3 separate regions of the Homo sapiens genome follow, and all the other regions are linked to region 1. The links are chromatin contacts, found by Hi-C or POLR2A ChIA-PET in ENCODE. All regions are on one chromosome and are shown on one strand. The core of a region is the stretch at or near the end of the contact, and the rest is flanking DNA. Distances in the headings are between cores, read along the strand shown. Region 1 holds the start of SERPINB9-AS1 (SERPINB9 antisense RNA 1). Region 2 overlaps LOC124901241 (a long non-coding RNA gene). Region 3 holds the start of WRNIP1 (WRN helicase interacting protein 1).

Region 1 (2,700 bases), core at 17-2,516:
AGAAAATCTTCACAATCCATACATCTGACAAGGGACTAATATCCAGAATCTAGAAGAAACTCAAACAAATTAGCAAGAAAAAAAGAAACAGTCCCATCAAAAATTGGGCTGGCATGAATAGACATTTCTCAAGGCCAATCGCAGTGGCTCATGCCTGTAATCCCAGCACTTTGGGAGGGCAAGGCAGGCAGATCATGAGGTCAGGAGTCCGAGACCAGCCTGACCAACATGGTGAAACCCCGTCTCTATTAAAAATACAAAAATTAGCCGTGTGTGGTGGCATGTGCTTGTAATCCCAGCTACTCAGGAGGCTGAGGCAGGAGAATCGCTTGAACCTGGGAGGCGGATGTTGCAATGAGTGGAGATCGCGCCACTGCACTCCAATCTGGGTGACAGAGCAAAACTCCATCTCAAAAAAAAAAAAAAAAAAAAGAAAGAAAAAATGTTCAAGATCACTAATGATCAGGAAAATGCAAATCAAAACCACAATGTGATACCACCTTATTCCTGCAAGAATGGCCATAATCAAAAAATCAAAAAGACATTAGATGTTGGCATGGATGCGGTGATCAGGGAACACTGCAGTGATCAGCGAACACTTCTACACTGCTGATGGGAATGTAAACTAGTACATCCGCTATGGAAAACAGTGTGGAGATTCCTTAAATAACTTAAGGTAGAACTACCATTTGATCCAGCAATCCCACTACTGGGTAATGGGATTCCCTCTACTCAGAGGAAAAGAACTCATTATTCAAAAAAGATACTTGTACATGCATGTTTATAGTAGCACAATTCACAATTGCAAAAATCCTGGAACCAACCCAAATGCCCATCAGTCAATGAATGGGTAAAGAAACTGTGAGATATATATATATATATACATCAGCTCTGCATACTGGACACCTCATTTTTTATTTTTTATTTTATGTGAGCAAGAAATAGATTTCCATTGTGTTACACTATTGAGACTGCAGGTTTATGTTGTAGCAGCTAGGATTACCTAGATTTACTTTTAGGAAAGACTTCTCTGCAAGGAATGTGGAGAATGGGTTGGAGGAGGCAAGAAGAGGAAGGAAGACAAGTGAGAATACATGTGTTGGAATCAACTGAGTGATTGCTATAGGCAACCTGTAGGCAGTATCAAAAGGTGCTATTTAAATTTGCATGACAGAGTGACGGGGGAAGAAGGTGTCTCATTGTCCAGCTTGGGTAACAGCACGGATTGTCTTGCCTTTCAGTTTAATGCAACTGATAATTCATAAGGAGCAGAAGACACTGAGTGAGGTGTCCAGTATGCAGAGCTGATGAAGTGAACTTGATCCCTGCTCTGGTGAATCCAAGAAGGTGTGTTGGGAAGGTGGGTAATAATCTTGGCTTTGGATACATTGAGGTAGAGATACTTGTGTGTCCAAATGGAAGGATAGGATGAGCAAGTAGAGATTTGGGTCTGGAGCTCAGGAGAGAGATCTGAGCTCTGGGCTGGCAGTCAGGTCATTGATGAGGGCCAGACCAATTTGGGAGAAAGTGGATGAAAGAAGACTCAGGCCAGCCCCGCAAGGGATAGCAATATTTAAAGCATGGGCCAGGGAAAGGGCAGGACAATGAGACTAAGCAAGAGAGGCCAGGAAGCTAGAAGGAAGATCAGGACCCAAAGCAAAAAGTGTTTCTTAAGGAAGAAGTCTCCAAAAGGGTAGAATATTGCCAAAAAGTCAGGTTTCTATTGAACTTAGGAACAAGGAGGGTGTTGGTGACCATTTATTTCGTGTAATGGTGGAGCACAAACCAGATTGGAGTTGGCTGAGGAAGGAATAAACAGTCACAAAACCTGGAAGCTAAAAGATTCATAAATTTGACTACATAAAAACTCTAATTTCACATGGTGAAAATACTGTAAACAAGATAAAATACAAATAACAATCTAGGGATATATTTATGATTCATTTCATAGACAAAAGGCTAATCTCTTTCTTACCATTTTTTTTTAAGAGATGGGGGCCTCACTGCATTGCCCAGGCTGAAGGGCATTGGCTATTAACAAGCACAATCATAGCACACTACAGCCTCCTGGGCTCAAGCAGTTCTTCCGCCCCAGCCTCCCAAGCAGCTGGGACTACAGGTACGTGCCACTGTGCTCGGCTTAATTCCTTGAGTATAAAAAATGCTTCTACTCATCCATGCATACTAGGCCTACACTCCTGAAGAAAAATATGGGTGAAGTATATGAAGCCAATTCACAGAACAGGAAATAAAAACAGCTCTTAAACATAAGAAAAGGCAGAAATAGACTTTATTCATGAAAAGGGGAAGTCAATGTTCAAATGCCATTCTCATTAAAAACTTTTATAAAAACCAAGGATAAACAGATATTTTCAAAAACCATTTATATGGATTTTATTTCAATTTCAATACCATGTCACTTAATATTAGATATATGGTTGTATAATGGAGTTCTTCTTTCTTTAGATTATGTGCAGGCTACAGAATTAGATTTTCCTTGTTAAAATTTTAAATATTACAGAAATATAGAAGGCAAAAAATGGAAGGTTTTTTCCCACATCTCCTTCCCCAAACCTATCTCAGAGACAACCTCTGTTAGCAATGAAAAGTGTCACCTTTTAAACCTCTCCCCATAGATTTGTATACATAAATTTACATACACAGGGTTTCGTTCACATAAATGAGATCATATTATACACA
Region 2 (2,700 bases), core at 72-2,571, 93 kb before region 1:
GTTTAAGAACAGTAAGAATAGTGACTTGCAGAGATTTGTTCCAATTGTTACAACAAGAATGGATGTTAACTCATCTTTTCCAGATACAAGTCATCAAACCTGGACAATGTTATCAATTAATTCCAAATGAGAGAACCGGCCTTTTGATACTGATGTTATATTAGAAAGGATGATTTTCCTATACTTTCATATAAATGCCATGGATCTCTTACTTTTTGATGAATTAACCTTTGTGTAGCGACTACAGTTTGAAAGCACTACTACACATTCATAGATGCAGTTCCAGGCAGTTTGAGCCCACAAAGGCATTTATAACTTAAGCAGAAACCAAACAGAAGTAAATATTTTTAATAGAGTTAACAAATCTTCATAAAAACCAATCATTTAAAACTAAATGTTTTGAAGCTCTAAAGCCAGTCAGGCTCCGGGGAGGATGCAGATGATCCCCTCAGGCCACTGAGAAACTTTTAATCAGGGATCACAAGTATTAGAGAGGTATAGGGGAGGTTCAGGGGACCAACACAAGGTGAGAAGCAATTCCCTGGCAAGGCCTGAGAGGCAAGGGGTGGGAGCAGGCAGGGAGCCCTGGGAGAGCAGGAGGTGGCCGGCAGCCTTCAGACAGGAACTGCGGCCCTGAGTGGAGGCAAAGAACTCAGCAGCTGCTGCACCTCTTGAGTAGGGAACCTGGGGGTAGGAGAAGGAAATGCATGGTCTGAATCCTCTCTCTCTTGCCCTCATCTCCTGCCAGTCCCTCCCACTAGCAGGACCAACCAGAAGTTTCCCTGGTTAAAAAGCCAGGCGAGAAGGGTGGAGAATACCCAGTGTGCACAGATCTCTGAAATGAGAACTACTACTGCTCTATTTTAGGAGAAACAAAATTCTTTCTGTGTGATTGTATACCTTGAGAGCCAAGAAGAAGAGTCCGAACAGCTAACAGTCCAGTAAAGTGGCCACATGGAAACAACCCATGAAAATCCATAGCTTCCGGGCCACTACTGTAATCAGAAAAGACACCAAGAAGAATATTCCATTCTCAGTAGCAACCTGGAAAGAAACTGAATTGTAACTGAGGAGTAGGACTTACATGAAGAAAACTACCACACTATACCCTACTATTGAAACACAAGAAAATGCGAACGAAAGTAGAGAGAAGCCGTTTTCCTCAAAGACGTCATCTCAAATTTATTTTTACATTCCCATCATGCTTGGCATGTAGAATGTGATCAGTACATATTTGTTGAATGACAAAATGAGGGGATAAATAAACTTTCCCTAAGATGTGTATGTAGACGTTTGAAAATAGAAGTCTGTCGCTGATGTTTCTGTCCACCAGGAGTCAGGCTTCAGCCAGGAAAGAGTGAGCCAGTGTCTGAGCTGTCTCTCACCAGGCCTTCCACCAGCTCCAGGTCACCAGGTTCAGGCCAAGACTGAGTTTCAGTATTTGTCGTTAACCTGGTAGATAAATAAACAGTTTTAAAGTAGAGCTTATGTATTTGTCTGATTGCAAAAGTAATACATGATCATTGCACATAGGTACAGGAGCAGATGCAAAAAAAAAAAAAAGCAGATAAAAGATAGTAAAAATCAACTTTAACATTTAATATTTTTTCTCAGTGATAACCACTGTAAACATTTTAGTGTATGTCCTTTGGGAATTTTTTCCAATGAGTGTGTGTGTGTGTGTGTGTGTGTGTGTGTGTATGTATGACTACACCATCTGTTTATAGCTTGCTGTTTCTCACCCCCTCACATGATTTCTTACATGCAGAATTAGTCTCTTAGCGTATGACTTTTCATGGTTGAGTTGGAGCCACCACCAGGGAGCTGCACCCTTCCGGTGGTGCACCCCACCAGCCGTGCCATCCACAGAGGGTAGGACACACCAGACACCTAGTAGCTGGATTTATTTATTATATTTTATTTTATTTTTGAGATGGAGTCTCACTCTGTCGCCCAGGCTAGAGTGCAGTGGTGCAATCTCGGCTCACTGCAACCTCTGCCTCCCAGATTCAAGCAGTTCTCCTGCCTCAGCCTCCCGAGTAGCTGGAATTACAGGCACCTGCCACCATGCCCAGCTCATTTTTGTATTTTTAGTAGAGACAGGGTTTCACCATGTTGGTCAGGCTGGTCTCGAACTCCTGACCTCAGGTGATTCACCCACCTCAGCCTCCCAAAGTGCTGGGATTACAGGCATGAGCCACCGTGCCCGGCCTAGAACTGGATTTAATAAGAGAAACAGAGAGCCTCACACCACTCTCCCCTCCTTCAGCACCCTGCCTCCAGGGTTCTTTCGGCTCGCTAGCCAACCACACTTGGTGAGGTGCGTGGGTCCAGGAGTCTGTCTGCTCGGGTTCAAATCCTATCTGAGCCACCTCACCCCGTGACCTTGGTCAAGGTTATTTTCTTTTCCCTCATCTTTAAAATGGGTATCAAAATATTACTTAATCACAATGGAGATTACATGATTCAAATCTGGCATTGCTCAAAGTCATGTCCGGCACACAGTCCATACATGCTGGGTATTGCCATGACTCATTCTCCCCACCCCAGTTCAAGCATCGCTTTCCTCTCAAAGCCTGCGCTGAGCCCTCAGGCTAAGCTTCCCAGCCCAGCGCTGTGCAGCCCCAGGTGCTATTGCTCACCTGGGCTCTGAGCCATTGTGGTGTTCCAGGGCCTTAGGTGGTTATGGACCGGGCACTG
Region 3 (2,700 bases), core at 51-2,550, 120 kb before region 1:
TTGCACTCCAGCCTGGACAAGAGTGAAACTGCGTCTCAAAAAAATAATGAAAGCTCACGATCCTCTTTTGGTAGTTTCACGTTACATGATGATTAAAGTTTAACTTGTTTCTCTAGCGTTTCTATTAATCTTATTTTTGAGCCTAACTTTTTTAGTTAGAAACAACTCTTAACCAGCCAGCCAGGCGTGGTGGCTCAGCCTGTAACCCCAGGACGACTCCAAAGGCTAAGGCGGAAGGGTCCCGGGCGCCCAGGAGTTCAAGGCTGTGAGCTCTGGTCGCGGCCCTGCACTCCAGCCTGGGCGACAGAACGAGTGAGACCCTCAATGTGCTCTTGCCCAGATGAAATAAAAATTCAAGTTTTGGCCAAATTTCGGAAAAGTCTTCATTCTCCCTCAATTCATTTACCTCTTCTAGTTACCAAAAATGCCTGTTTTGAGATACATGTTTTAAAACGGGAGACTTAGACAAAAGCAAAAAATAACATGGTAATTCATTCAAAGATGCAGACTACCACACTTGTTTTAATCTGATATTCTTTCCATTTCTATCCGTCTAGGACGTAATTGCACACGGGCGCCTCCCATCATTTGGTTGCTAAGGAGACAGAAGGCTGGTGTTTCCGATTTGCCACTATTACACAGCGGCCCGCGAGAAGCATCTCTTGGCTCGAAGCGCGCTGTAGGTGAACCGCCCTTGACTTAAACGCCAACACATCTAAAAGGGGGCGAGGGACGCTTTATTTTCATTTCCCTGACCACTACTGAGGTGAGCATTTCTTTCACTCGCGTACTTGTTTGTATTTTTTCTGCTGTTCACGTCCAATAGAACACTGGTTTTCTATTGGAGGCTTTTGGGTTTTTTCCCCCATTTCCCTTTCGTTACAAACGACCCGCTGCGGCCGCCTCCTGCTTGTCCCCACAGGCCCATTCAACAGCCCAGCACGGAAGGCCGGGAAAGCGGCGCTCGCCGCTCCAACAACCTCGCGCAGTCCGTGGCTCCTCCCTGCCCTCGCGCGACTCGCAGGCCTGGGCGGAGGGCTGCGTCCGCCACCGCGCAACCTCGCGCACGCGCACCACGCTCGCCTCGCAACCCCCCCCCCCGCCCCTCCCCCGCCCCCGCAAAGGCTGTTCTCAGAGTCGGAAATGGACGCACGGCAGCTGGGGCGAATGGCCGCGGACTACACTTCCCGAAGTGCCGCGCGAGGTATTCTCGGCGGTGATTGGGGCAAACGGCCACGGACTACACTTACTTACATGCCGCGCGAGGCGCCTCCGCCGCCGGGGCAAACGGCCACGAACTACACTTCCCGACACGCCGCGTGAGGCGCTGCCAGCGGCCGGCCGAGGGCGGGCGGACGCGGGAGCTGCGGACGTGAGGCATGAGCGGCGCCCTCCTCCGGCCCGCGAGCGTCCTGCTGGTTCCCCGAGCGAGGGTCTCGCGGCGCGGGGCCTAGCGGAGGGCATCGAAGGCCTCCGCGTGCGCACGGGTTGCTGCGGCCGCGCCGGGCGCCGGGGAGGGCGGCGGCCGCCATGGAGGTGAGCGGGCCGGAAGACGACCCCTTCCTTTCGCAGCTGCACCAGGTGCAGTGCCCCGTGTGCCAGCAGATGATGCCCGCCGCGCACATCAACTCGCACCTGGACCGCTGTCTGCTGCTCCACCCGGCGGGGCACGCGGAGCCCGCGGCCGGGTCGCACCGCGCCGGGGAGCGGGCCAAGGGGCCCTCGCCGCCCGGCGCCAAGAGGCGGCGGCTGTCGGAGAGCTCGGCGCTGAAGCAGCCAGCCACCCCGACGGCAGCCGAGAGCAGCGAGGGCGAGGGTGAGGAGGGCGACGACGGCGGCGAGACCGAGAGCCGCGAGAGCTACGACGCGCCGCCCACACCCAGCGGCGCCCGCCTTATCCCCGACTTCCCGGTGGCCCGCTCCAGCAGCCCCGGGAGGAAGGGGTCGGGGAAGAGGCCGGCGGCCGCCGCCGCGGCGGGGAGCGCGTCTCCGCGCAGCTGGGACGAGGCGGAGGCGCAGGAGGAGGAGGAGGCCGTGGGCGACGGCGATGGCGACGGGGACGCGGACGCGGACGGCGAGGACGACCCGGGGCACTGGGACGCGGACGCTGCCGAAGCCGCCACCGCCTTCGGGGCCAGTGGCGGGGGCCGCCCGCACCCCCGGGCGCTGGCTGCCGAGGAGATCCGACAGATGCTACAGGGCAAGCCGCTGGCCGACACGATGCGTCCTGACACGCTGCAGGATTACTTCGGGCAGAGCAAGGCCGTGGGCCAGGATACCCTGCTGCGCTCGCTCCTGGAGACCAACGAAATCCCCTCGCTTATCCTGTGGGGGCCGCCGGGCTGCGGCAAGGTGAGTGCGGCCTTGGCCGTTGGGCTTCCGTAGTTATCTCGGCGGTGGATGCAGCTGATGGTCGGAGAGCCGGGTGTGCTGCCCTCGAAAGAAGCCGCCTGCCTCTCCTGGATAAGGGGGTGCAGACTTGGGCTGGGCTGGGGCAGTGCCTGGTCCACAGGTGGAGTCTGTGATGGGTGTGAAAAGGGCACACACCCCCAGATTGGTAAGGCAGGCTTGCCGGGTTTGCAAAAGGACGATGTCTGTGAATCCATAGTTTTACAAGATGTGGACTCTTAGATTTGATCTGCCTTTATCTTCCATCGGTCTCCCCGCCCCCTCCCCAGACTTTGATTTAGTAACCGAATT

Evidence for each region. A loop is a pair of places that touch in the nucleus more often than their neighbours do. ChIA-PET counts read pairs that join two places held with the same protein, here RNA polymerase II (POLR2A). Pooled maps may share reads with other maps.
Region 2: a loop to region 1 is called in a pooled map, with 3 times the contacts of the local background. The contact joins the enhancer-like site here to the promoter of SERPINB9-AS1 in region 1. A Hi-C loop is called at or near these places in 2 of 168 maps with a recorded cell type or tissue (astrocyte of the cerebellum and endothelial cell of hepatic sinusoid) and 7 of 50 pooled maps. POLR2A ChIA-PET finds 5 or more read pairs at or near these places in 6 of 52 experiments (AG04450, GM12878, HepG2 and 3 more).
Region 3: a pooled map shows a loop between it and region 1 (9-fold over the local background). The contact joins the promoter of WRNIP1 here to the promoter of SERPINB9-AS1 in region 1. A Hi-C loop is called at or near these places in 1 of 168 maps with a recorded cell type or tissue (naive thymus-derived CD4-positive, alpha-beta T cell), 3 of 37 single-sample maps with no recorded cell type and 9 of 50 pooled maps. POLR2A ChIA-PET finds 5 or more read pairs at or near these places in 9 of 52 experiments (CD4-positive, alpha-beta T cell, CD4-positive, alpha-beta memory T cell, Caco-2 and 5 more).

The regions. Positions count from the first base shown.
Region 1 is chr6:2,882,722-2,885,421 of GRCh38, forward strand. It overlaps SERPINB9-AS1 (SERPINB9 antisense RNA 1), which reads left to right and starts at 1,267. Exons shown (of 5, transcript NR_110841.1): 1 at 1,267-1,360; 2 at 1,990-2,119.
Region 2 is chr6:2,790,035-2,792,734 of GRCh38, forward strand. It overlaps LOC124901241 (a long non-coding RNA gene), which reads right to left. Exons shown (of 3, transcript XR_007059408.1): 3 at 1,157-1,452. Among named protein-coding and RNA genes, the nearest start is that of WRNIP1, 26 kb to the left of the region's middle. RefSeq lists an enhancer at 1,201-1,495 and a silencer at 1,201-1,495. Within about 2 kb of position 1,322, at least 19 of the 41 ENCODE cell types and tissues checked have a DNase peak (open chromatin) inside an H3K27ac peak, as active enhancers do.
Region 3 is chr6:2,764,093-2,766,792 of GRCh38, forward strand. It overlaps WRNIP1 (WRN helicase interacting protein 1), which reads left to right and starts at 1,301. Exons shown (of 7, transcript NM_020135.3): 1 at 1,301-2,352. The coding sequence starts at 1,531. It also overlaps a transcript of MYLK4 not described here. RefSeq lists enhancers at 1-745, 843-1,137 and silencers at 592-681, 1,062-1,111, 1,272-1,731, 1,902-2,221.